3 separate regions of the Homo sapiens genome follow, and all the other regions are linked to region 3. Evidence: chromatin contacts called from ENCODE Hi-C or POLR2A ChIA-PET data. All regions are on one chromosome and are shown on one strand. Each heading gives the region's core, a stretch centred on a gene start or an enhancer-like site at or near the end of the contact. The rest is flanking DNA. Distances are from core to core; before and after follow the strand shown.

Region 1 (3,449 bases), core at 863-3,362, 280 kb before region 3:
GTCCGGGGAAGGCCTTGGCGGTTTGCTGACTGTGACTTCTGCTGCTGGGGGACAGTCCGGGGCCAGCAGCACTTGCTCTGTGCTGGGGCTGTGAGGAGGGAGGACAGGTGTCCAGGTGGTCGCCCTGTCACCTGCCCTGAGCTTCCTGATATTTCGTCTTCTCCATCATGTTTGGGAGAATTCATGTGTGGGGTCATGCACGTTTCTCACGACATTCCCATTCCTTGCAAAATCACTGAATTTGCCATTTGCTTTGGGCCCATATTGTCTGGCAGAAACCATTGAAACCCCCAGTACCCCCATTCATATTGACAAGCATTGGGGCCAATAAAATGGCCGGATCTCATTGGCTGGAGCACTGCTTTGGGATGGCTGCAGAGAAGGGGGAGAAATAAAATCCTTCAGATTGGTCAGCCTGCTTTTCAAACAGGAGTCTACAAACGCATTTTAGATTTGGGGTTTTAAAAAGACAGATCCCTTCTGAAATTTGGCCAGAAATGATTTGAAACAAAATGATCACAGACTTGATGAAAAAGAGGTGCTATCAAACCCTCTTCATGGTCTGGACCAGAACTTCTGTTGGCAGTGGGGTTCGTTAGTGTGTGTGTTTGGCTGTTGGTTTCTCTATTTAGTTGCATGTATTCTTATTATCTTAGATTTGGCTTTAATCATTTATTTCATTTTTTTAGAAGGGAAACTTTTTTTTCTTTCTCCAGAAAAAAGAGGTAAGAGGATTGGGAGGAGGGTCTCTCCTCTGCAGCCGGAATCCGAGTTCTCCGGCATGTTGTACCAAGTTGATGGCTATTATTCCCCCAGAAAATAATGTCCCCTTTTTTTTTTAAACTTCCTTTTAACATTCTGCCCTTGGCATCTGTTCTAGGCATTGTGGACGAACGTAGACTGTGTTCTGACAATGGGTTAAAGCAAGCACTTATTGAAAAGCATTCTCTACTTAATTACATTTCCTTCTTCTGGAAGCTATTTTAATTTTTTTTATAATCACATGTTAATTGTGTATTAGCGGGGCCTTTCTGATTAGTTGAAAACATAATGAAACCTTTGTAAACAACATAGGGAGAAAGAAAGAGGAGTGTGCGAACAGACAGTGGTGATGAGCCAGTTGTAAGAGGCCGAAATCACTACGTTTCTTGATGCCAGGGAGGGGCTGAAATTGTACCTGGAAGGCCCCTTTTGAATGACGACTACTTGGTGGCAGTGGCTGACCACGGTGGCTGATCAGTGACAGAGAGGGGTTTGGGGATTTGTTCATGAGCGGTCCCATCTCATCTTAGCCCCTCTTAGCCCCATCCTGCTGTCTTGCACTCACTTATTCACTCATTCATTCATTCACTTATTCACTTATTCACTAATTTACTCATTCATTCATTCACTCTTTTATCCATTCATTCACTCATTCATTCATTCATTCATTCATTCACTCATTTACATTTTGATCATTAAATAGCATTCTCTATTGAGCACTGACCAGAGGCAGGACTCTTCCATGCACGCTCTGGAATCTTTCCACATCCTCAATACAGGTGTCACTCGCATTTATGGATAAGGAACTTGGAGCTCAGAGTTGAGCTCACTCATTCATGTTCAGCCAAGGCTAGGAAGCAGGAGAATCAGATCTTTCTGGCCCACAGCCCCAGCCCCAGTGTGGTTCCCAAGTTGCCATGTCCCTTCCCATCCAAACTTCAGCCGGTCTGGTACACCTGGTACCTGGCAGGACAGCAGGAGGGTAGAGGAGGCAGCGGGGCTGGGCCTGGGTGTGTGTGGCGAGGACGAGGTGAAAGGTAGCGCGCTGTGGTCTCCAGAACGTGCCGGCATTGTTTTATTTTCTGCCTTCTAACGAGAGCCACGTTTCTTGATTGAAAGCACCAGCCCCAGTTTACAGTCCCTATTGTGGCGAGCGGGGCCCCGAAAGCCCTGCTCTGTTCCCCATTTAAAGGGCTGGGCTTACAGGGGTTTTGCAGTTCCCAGGCTGTTATTAGGGAAGCGTGGCTGGGGCGCTTAAAATGAAAGTGCTACTGTATGCGAGAGCCAGGTTCACCGTGTGCGCTCCAAGGAAACGCTGCCAAGACAGTATTATGAACAGCCGCCAAGCAAAACACACGCATTCCGTCCAGTGGAGCCAGCACTGCTGCAAATAGAGGAAAAATTGACTTTCTGATTTGGAGTGTTTCTACAACTAAGAAGAATCACTCCAGTGATTGTTCTAAAAATATTCCGGAGCTAGCACGTTCTTGAAGGCCTCGGGATTCTGAGCGTCCCTTAATTGTACTTTTTATGTAATCTCTCTGGATCGTGTTTTTTAAAAAAATCACTTAAGCTTGCGTGGTCATCCTCCTCCCCCCGTCACCCCACATAAGTGTTGATGCTGCGTGAAAGAGTGGCATACGCAGCAGAAATTGTATTTTTATCTCTTTGACTTCAGGAAGTATATATTTGTTTTTCATCTCCTGCAGCCGCTGTTGCAGGGCTCACAGCTGAGCCACCAAATCTAGGGCAGCCCCTGACATCCCTGCCTTAGTGGCCAAGCCCAGCTCTGGAGGGAAGTCACTCGGAGCATTTTTTTTTTTTTGGTGGAGGGCTGCGGGCAGGGGGGTGCTGACAAATGCAGTCCCCCTGCCCCCTCTGCCATTTCAGGCTGCCTTCCCCCTTCACGAGGCTCGGAGCTCCCTAGGAGCCCCAGATTCTCAGCTCCAGGCAACTCTGGAATTCAAATGATTTCTACAATGATGAAATTGACTGGGATTCCACAGTTTCTTTATTGCCAGAGAAGTAGATGGTGTGGGCCCCTCCTCTTCTCTCTGTCTTTTCAATTCTCTCCACCTCTTTCTCCCTTTCCCACTCTCTTCCTGACTCCCCACTTTCTCTTTCAGTCTATTTTTTTTTTTTTAGATTTAGGTGCGGTCCCCACAAGGAAGCCAGTGTTTAAGTTGACGGGTGTGGCCCAGGGCTGCCCACTTTTGGGACAGTTGCTATGTGGACTGGCTCATCCTTTGTTGGGGAGATGTCCTGTGCATCGTAGATGTGCAGTGGCATCCCTGGCCTCTCCCCACTAGATGCCAGTAGCACCCCAAAGCCCAAGCCCCTTCAGTCTTGACAATCACAAATATCTCCAAATATTGCCGCAGGTTTCCTGGAGGGGCAAAACAACCCTCAGTTGAGAACCACTGTCCTAGGCTGTTTTTTTCTAACTGACAACAACCTGGAAAAGGCCTGGGGGAATATTAGTATCTATTTTGAGGTTCAAGAATAACCAATAATAAAAGAGTGGAATCAAAGGCCTTCCTTGAAAATTGGGACTGAATTCCCATTGTTAGATTTTACCCCCAAAGCATATTTTAAAAAGAAGTAACAGGATGACCCTAATTTGAGGGTGACCCCCCCCGTGTGGCCGAAGCGGGCGGTGGGAGTGGAGGTGGTGAGCTGTCTGTCAC
Region 2 (3,339 bases), core at 752-3,251, 320 kb before region 3:
GAAAGGACCATAGGGAGTGGGGAAAGTTTCAGAATGGAAAGCAAGAGAATGATAGTGACCGTTTGGTGAGTTTCCTGGATCTCCGGCTCTGGCTCAGGGCTGACCTGACCCTTCCTTTAAAGTTGAGGGAGCTGAGGCTCTGAGAAAGTGACTCACCTTCAGTCACGAGGCCAGGAGACAGCCGAGGAGGAATTTGAATCCAGTCCTCTCGGTCCTCAAGGCTGTGCGGCCTGGGAGCTCTGGTGGCTTCCTCTGTGCGTGTGTGGGTGCATACCCTGTCCCACATCTCAAGCGCTCCTTAAGTGCTTTCTGGATTTCCCAGCTTCACTTTTAAAGGCAAATACCCCTCCTCTGAGGAAGGATGGGGGCTGGGAGGTAGCCTGGGACAGGTACTGAGGCTGTTTTTTCAAGTTGAGGTAAGAGTCACATGATGTACAATTGACCATTTTAAAGTGTACAATCAGTGGTTTTGGATCTATTCACAATGTCGTGCAGCCGTCACTCCTGTCTAAGTCCCGAGCATTTTCATCACCCCCCGAAGAAACTCTGTGCCCATTAGCCACCCCTCACACCCCTACTGGCTCCCCCCAGCCCCTGGCAACTGCTACTTTCTGTGTCCGTGGATTTGCCTCTTATGAACATTTCGTATCCATGGAGTCATGCCGTAGGTGGCTCCTTTCATCACTTTGGGCTTTTGCAGTAGCTTCAGATTTCTTGAGTTCCACCCTTGGGAAGGGCTCTGGGTTTGAGCTGCCCCGTGTGGAAACCTCTCCCAGTGTAGAAGGTGCTCTGGGAGCCCCAGAGAGGCCCTGTAGAGCTTGGGATTTGAAGCCCCTCTCCCGGCTGCCCCCCTCCCCTGCCTCAGTTGAGCCGGTCCCTGGAGCAGGTGGACTTCAGCAAGGTCACAATTGCTAATGAGACTCTGGGGAAACCTGTCCAGGGCGGCCTACCCCCTGACCCCTATGCAGGGAACAACGTGTGGTGTGTGACATCGCCTTTACAGACCCTGGTCTGAGCCCCACCTTGGACGTTTCCAGGAGAAGGGTGTGGCCAGATGCCTGTTTTCTACCTGCTCTGCAACGGTTCCTCCCACCACGGAGACAGAGTCAGCTTCTTAGCACCTGGGACAACCCTTACCAGGCCTCGAGCTGCTTCTGCTGGTTTCTCAGTAGTGATAAATGGTGCTGGCTGTGTCGTGGCCTCACCCAGAACCCAGGAACCAGAGCCTGGGTTTGGCCTTTGCAGCTTCCAATGGCTGGATTGAGCCCAGGGATCTCAGACTTCCGCCCACTATGTGGCCGTTGCTCTAGAGATCCCAGGACCCCTGGTCACTTACCCAGCTGCAGCCCTAGAGGGAAGCAGAGCATTGCGGGCTTCGGGGACACAACTGGGTTCCAGTCTCAGATCTCCCTAAGCCTCAGTTTTCCCCCAGTGGAATGTGGATCTTTTCTGAGCGAGGTGGCTGTCATGATGATGGATGACCCAGAGCCCTCGGTGGTCTGCAGGGAAGGCCTACATAGGGATTTGAGACCACCAGTGGACAGGATCAAATGCAGTGTCCAGTGCTGGAAGGTTCAGGCTAGGGCAGGCTTCCAGGAGGAGGCAGGTCCTGACCTTCCTTGAGGGATGGCACTAAATCTAGCATGGCCTTCCCCTCAGCATCTGAGGCTGAAACTGTTTACTGGTTCCTCAGCCACATCCTTCCAGGGCTATCCCCAGCTCAGAAATACCCTGGGCCCGAGGCCTCACCTAGTATGAGGTCTTTGTTGGTTCAGGGGGTTCCGAGCAGTGTTGGTGTTAGCTTTGACCTCTTGACAGGACACTGACAGCTTGCAATCCCTAAGCAGGGGGTCTTCTTAAATGCCCTGATGCCTTGATCCTGGATAACCCATGTTTTAGAGAAACCAGGGCTACAGAGAAAGAGCCCTGGTTCTGGGGCCAGACAGCTGGGGTTTGGATGGGGCTGCTGATGTCTGCAGTTTTCTGCAGTCACGCCATCAGTTTCCTGGTCTGTGCAATGGGTATTCTAAGCCCCAGTTCCCGTCAGTGTGTTAGGAAGTTCAGTCCAATGAAGACTGACAGGCTCCTGGCTCCTGGTGGCTTGCAGGGTCCTGTGGCTCTCCTTGCGATGGGGGAATCCACGTGGGGGCCCTGGAGTGGGCAGACTCCCACCCGTGCAGACCTGTGCTGGGCCTCCCTGGCAAAGCCGGCTGGGCCCAGCTGCCCATCCTCTTGTTGACGTTTCCTTTTTGTCTCTCTGATGCTTCCCTGCTCAATTATTTACCCAGGGAATTTGGGCTTCTTCACTTGTGGTTTTGGCAAGGGCTTCACACAAATGTTTTGCCCTGGTGGTCTCTTAGCCATTTAAGATAAACGGCTAAATCAAATGCAGGCCTTGCTGTGGAGCTGAGCGAGCTGTGGGGCTGGGCAGAGGCGGGGCCGGCCCTGGCCCTGTGTCCTTGCTGTCACATGGCGGGAGGCCTCCCAAGCCAGGCCGAGACGTTAGGAGGGGGTGAGCAGCGCCAGGGTTTTCTTGGGGTGTGGTAGGGGGGTGTGAAAGCCTTCTGAAGGGCATTGCGTTTTGGGTGCAGCACGCTCAGTGCTTGGGGCTGGAGAGAGCCCCCAGCTGGTGGTCTGCCAGACAGGAGGCTAACAGAGCCCAGACACCTGGAGGCGGACCCAAGGCTGGAGGCGGACCCAAGGTGTCCCGGGCCTGTAGGAACAGCCCATCCTGATACAGCAAACAGGGGAGGCTGTGAGCTTCCCAGCTCTTCCAGGGAGGGGTAGCCCGAAGTTTTGGAAACAAATCCCCAAATGGAACCTATTTGATTGCTCCAGAGGCCCCCACGTGGGGGGTCCTTCCTGAGAGTGGGTCCTCACAGCCCCCGTTCACCCAGCCCCCTGCACCAGGCCCCCAGAGGCGGGGTCCTGCCTCCCCGACAGCCCAGCCTGGCAGCTGTGGAAACCGGGCCCTCCCCAGTGCCCCCTGCCCACCTCCCCGAGCCCATTCCCTCGCCTGTGTCCCGATTGCCTTCCCTGCAGGGCCTGGCACCCCGGGGGCCTCCCACCCCCGAAGGGTGGCCTGAGCAGAGCCCCACGCCCCGAGCCCCGTCCCACCCCGTGCCCCTCACACAGTCCAGGGCCCGACTGACCAGTCTTTTCTATTGTTTTTTCTCCAGGGCCGTGCAGGCCTGCCCAGCTGCCAGCGGTGGCCCCCATAGCTGCCTCCTCCCACCCTCACTCATCCGTGATCACTTCACCTCTGCGTGCCCTGGGCGCTCTCCCGCCCTGCCTCCCCCTGCCGTGCTGCAGCGCGCGCCCGGTCTCGGGTGACGGGAC
Region 3 (3,246 bases), core at 493-2,992:
AGGTCATACTCCAGATGTGTGAGGCACTAAAACAGGGTCATTTCTGACCCCAGGCCAGGGAGGAACATTTTTGACATGAACATACCTGCTAAACAGTGCATTTTAGGCCCCTATTCAGAGCTCCTCTGTCTCTTGGGCACATGGGAGCCAAGTGTCTAGTCCTTCAGTTGTTCCATGTTTAGGGGAAGCTGTGGGCAAAATAACCAAGTTACGGAGGACACCCACACAAGAGTGCAGAGGACTGGCTCTCTCCCAGATATGGCAACATGTGTCTTATTATCCTGCTGATGCTATGAAAATATTTACTTTGCGATTCCATCCCAAATGAAGAGCATGTTGCCACAGCAACCATCAAACCATGAACACTTCGCTAACGACTCCTGGTATCTTTCACTTTTTAAAATCTAATTTTCTGGGCATGAGATTGGCTAGAGAATGTTCCCAACATTTCCTCTGCACTGTGTCTCCACTTGGCAAAAACGCATCTATCATTCAGGGGCCATTTGCTCCTCCTCCAGGAAGTCACTTTGGCTGACATCCAGCTCGCTTGATTGGTAACGGAGTGTCCTTTCTACCCAGGTTCATTAAAATCCTCTTAGTTAGTTGGGATTTATTTATTTATTTAATCATTCATTCATTCATCATCCATCATTCATCCATCCATCCATCCACCCATCCACCCATCCATCCATCCATTTATTCATTCAACACGCATCTGCTGCTAGCAGTTGTAGTAGGCAACCCCCGCCCACCGAAAAACCCCACAAAACAAAATACAAGCATCTTCTCAGCACCTACTCTGTACCAGACCTTGTGTTGGGGTGCTAACATGAGAACACCAGAAAAACCAAACAAACTCAGTAACTACTCTCAAAAGGCTCAAAGACAAGTTGGGGAGACGTTAATCCAAACATGCATTTACAATCTGGGGTAAGGAAGACTTTAATAGGGCATGACACAGAAAAGGGTGTGGTCGACTCTGTTTTCTGGGTCTTCGGGAAGGTTCCCTAGAGAAAGGGGCAGCTAAACTCTCACTGATGGATGAGTAGGAGCTTCCAGAACAGCCTGCTTGAATAATGACCTCCAGACCTGCCACTGGCCCGATGGAGCTTTTATGCGAATTAGAAAGAAGAGTGACCTTTCTCTGGGTGCCTCTGTGCAGTCAATAACCTGCACAGCCCTACTGATAATCCTGCAGATCACTGTCTCCTCTGTCATCGCTGAGCACATGTTTCAGGCTTCCTTGTGCTCCTGAAACACAGAGGCCCACTTGGACTATATATGTGGCTTAGGAGTTGTTTTTGCTGGTTTAGGCAGTGGCTCTCTGAGGACAGAGAGTACCTTTTCCATCTTTGCACCACTCAGGCCTTCATACAGAGTGGCACTCAAAACATTATTGGAATATTCCTAACGTCAGAGAGCTTCATATAACTTACAGTGGTTCCTAAGTGCCAGGCCAGCAACTCACTGCTTCAGAATCATTTGTGGAGGATTTAAAAAAATCAGCCAGAGAATGCTCCCTCCATTTCTTCTGCACTGTATCTCCACCTGGCAAAACCAAATCCGTCCTTCAGTAGCCATATATACTTGGTTCCTGATCTCCCTGGGAGATCTGATTCAGCCGGGCTGTGGTTGGGACTGAGGGTCCTGTGGTTTCTAAAGATAACTAATTCTTACGAGGCTATTACTAATGTCAGACACTGTTGTATTGTATATATCCTCTCAGTTAAGGCTCATGACAGTTCTATAAGGCAGATACTGCTATGATCCCAGAGTTTTTACAGAGCAGGAGGCAGATGCATGGCAATGTTACATGACCTGATTAGGGTCACCCAGCCAGTAAGTACTCAAGCCACAGTCTGCACCCAGGTGATCAGAACCCAGAGGACATTGGCTTCTGTACTATGTGATAACATTGGTCCCACGGTGGCAAAATCTGGGACATCTGCCAATACTAGATTAAAACGGTCATTGTGAGTCACATCCTTCAGGCTTTCCATGTTAGAGAGGGGAAGACTGAGTCCCAAAAGGGCAAACAGACTTGTCCAAAGTCGCCTATGAGTCAGCCGTGGCACTCCGACTGTGATGTCCTGAAGTCCCATTGTCCACCCCCCCAGAGCGATTCATTCCCACCGACTGTAGTCAAGTTAGTGATTAATAATAATAATGCCATGTGGGATCAGTGTTTGCTGTGACATGCTCCGTGTTCTTTCCCTTTTGGGCATTGTGCATTCTGAATTTCTAGATGTCCTTCAGAGAAATAACATAGACTTTCTTGAAAAAAAGCTGAAGACTGTGAGGCAATGGTTCTCAACTGGGGTAGGAGTGATTTTACCCCCCGCCCCCCACGCGCAGGGGACATCTGGCAATGTTGAGACATTTTGGTTGTCACAACTGTCCCAGGAGAGGGGAGTTTGCTACTCCCAGAGGATGCTGCTAAACATTCTACAATGGACAGGGCAGCCTCTCACTACCCAGTTCCAAATGGCCATGGTGCATGGGGGCAGCCCAGTTCCAAGGCAGCTTGGTTTCCCCTTCATCTGCGTCTCCAAAGGGAGGGAAAGTTAGAGGGCTGCAAAGATACGAGGTCTCATTTTACCAGTGTGCTTAGCCAGGGCTTCCTGGCCCATCATGTGCCCTCCCTGACTTCAGTTCTCTCATGGGTAAGGTGAGCCAGGTGGTACCTACCTCACTGGTCCTTTGAGGATCGGTGCTCCTGTACGCAGCATGTCCGAGGCCAGAGGGCACATTCAAAAGGCAGCCGTTCCTACTATAAATAGGACAGGAGGCCCTGAGTAGGCATCCCATCCACCTGTATCCAGGCCATTTGTCACCTGGGGTGGTGATCTGCTTGCCCTGCCATTTCCGCATCTCTTAAATGGGCCTAATGAGACAGTGCTCTCAGACTTGATAAGACAGTGATATGAAGCAACTGGCAGGGGAGCATTCAGTTAATTAATTGGTTCTAGAATGTAATTGTCTGCTTGCTGCTGTCACTATCCTGGGGTTGAGAGCTGAAGGGTAGGCACCGCCTGCTTCACCCCATGCCAAATGGACAGACAGATCCAATAGGTGGGGAAGGAGTGAGGGAGGAGGACTGGGAGGGACGGTGGGGCAGATGGAAGGGCTCGTCATCCCATCACACAGGGCCCAGGATGGAGGAAAGTCCTGCGGAGGCAGGTGGGGCGGGGTGGCAGGGATCAAACCTGCCACACTGTAATTTGGAAACAGTGCCCCAGGGAGGGA

What was found. Hi-C counts contacts between places; a loop is a spot of excess contacts on that map. ChIA-PET counts read pairs that join two places held with the same protein, here RNA polymerase II (POLR2A). Pooled maps may share reads with other maps.
Region 1: a map of MCF 10A shows a loop between it and region 3 (4-fold over the local background). The contact joins two enhancer-like sites. A Hi-C loop is called at or near these places in 1 of 168 maps with a recorded cell type or tissue (MCF 10A) and 1 of 50 pooled maps. POLR2A ChIA-PET finds 5 or more read pairs at or near these places in 2 of 52 experiments (CD8-positive, alpha-beta T cell and naive thymus-derived CD4-positive, alpha-beta T cell).
Region 2: a loop to region 3 is called in a map of thyroid gland, with 2.6 times the contacts of the local background. The contact joins two enhancer-like sites. A Hi-C loop is called at or near these places in 2 of 168 maps with a recorded cell type or tissue (HAP-1 and thyroid gland). POLR2A ChIA-PET finds 5 or more read pairs at or near these places in 1 of 52 experiments (A549).

Annotation. Positions count from the first base shown.
Region 1 is chr14:99,190,859-99,194,307 of GRCh38, reverse strand. All of the region lies in intron 3 of BCL11B (BCL11 transcription factor B), which reads left to right. Among named protein-coding and RNA genes, the nearest start is that of BCL11B, 80 kb to the left of the region's middle. RefSeq lists an enhancer at 1,817-2,378. Within about 2 kb of position 2,112, at least 15 of the 41 ENCODE cell types and tissues checked have a DNase peak (open chromatin) inside an H3K27ac peak, as active enhancers do.
Region 2 is chr14:99,231,398-99,234,736 of GRCh38, reverse strand. BCL11B (BCL11 transcription factor B) reads left to right here. Exons shown (of 4, transcript NM_138576.4): 3 at 3,180-3,339. Among named protein-coding and RNA genes, the nearest start is that of BCL11B, 39 kb to the left of the region's middle. Within about 2 kb of position 2,001, at least 7 of the 41 ENCODE cell types and tissues checked have a DNase peak (open chromatin) inside an H3K27ac peak, as active enhancers do.
Region 3 is chr14:98,908,212-98,911,457 of GRCh38, reverse strand. No RefSeq gene overlaps it. Among named protein-coding and RNA genes, the nearest start is that of LINC02914, 200 kb to the right of the region's middle. Within about 2 kb of position 1,742, at least 2 of the 41 ENCODE cell types and tissues checked have a DNase peak (open chromatin) inside an H3K27ac peak, as active enhancers do.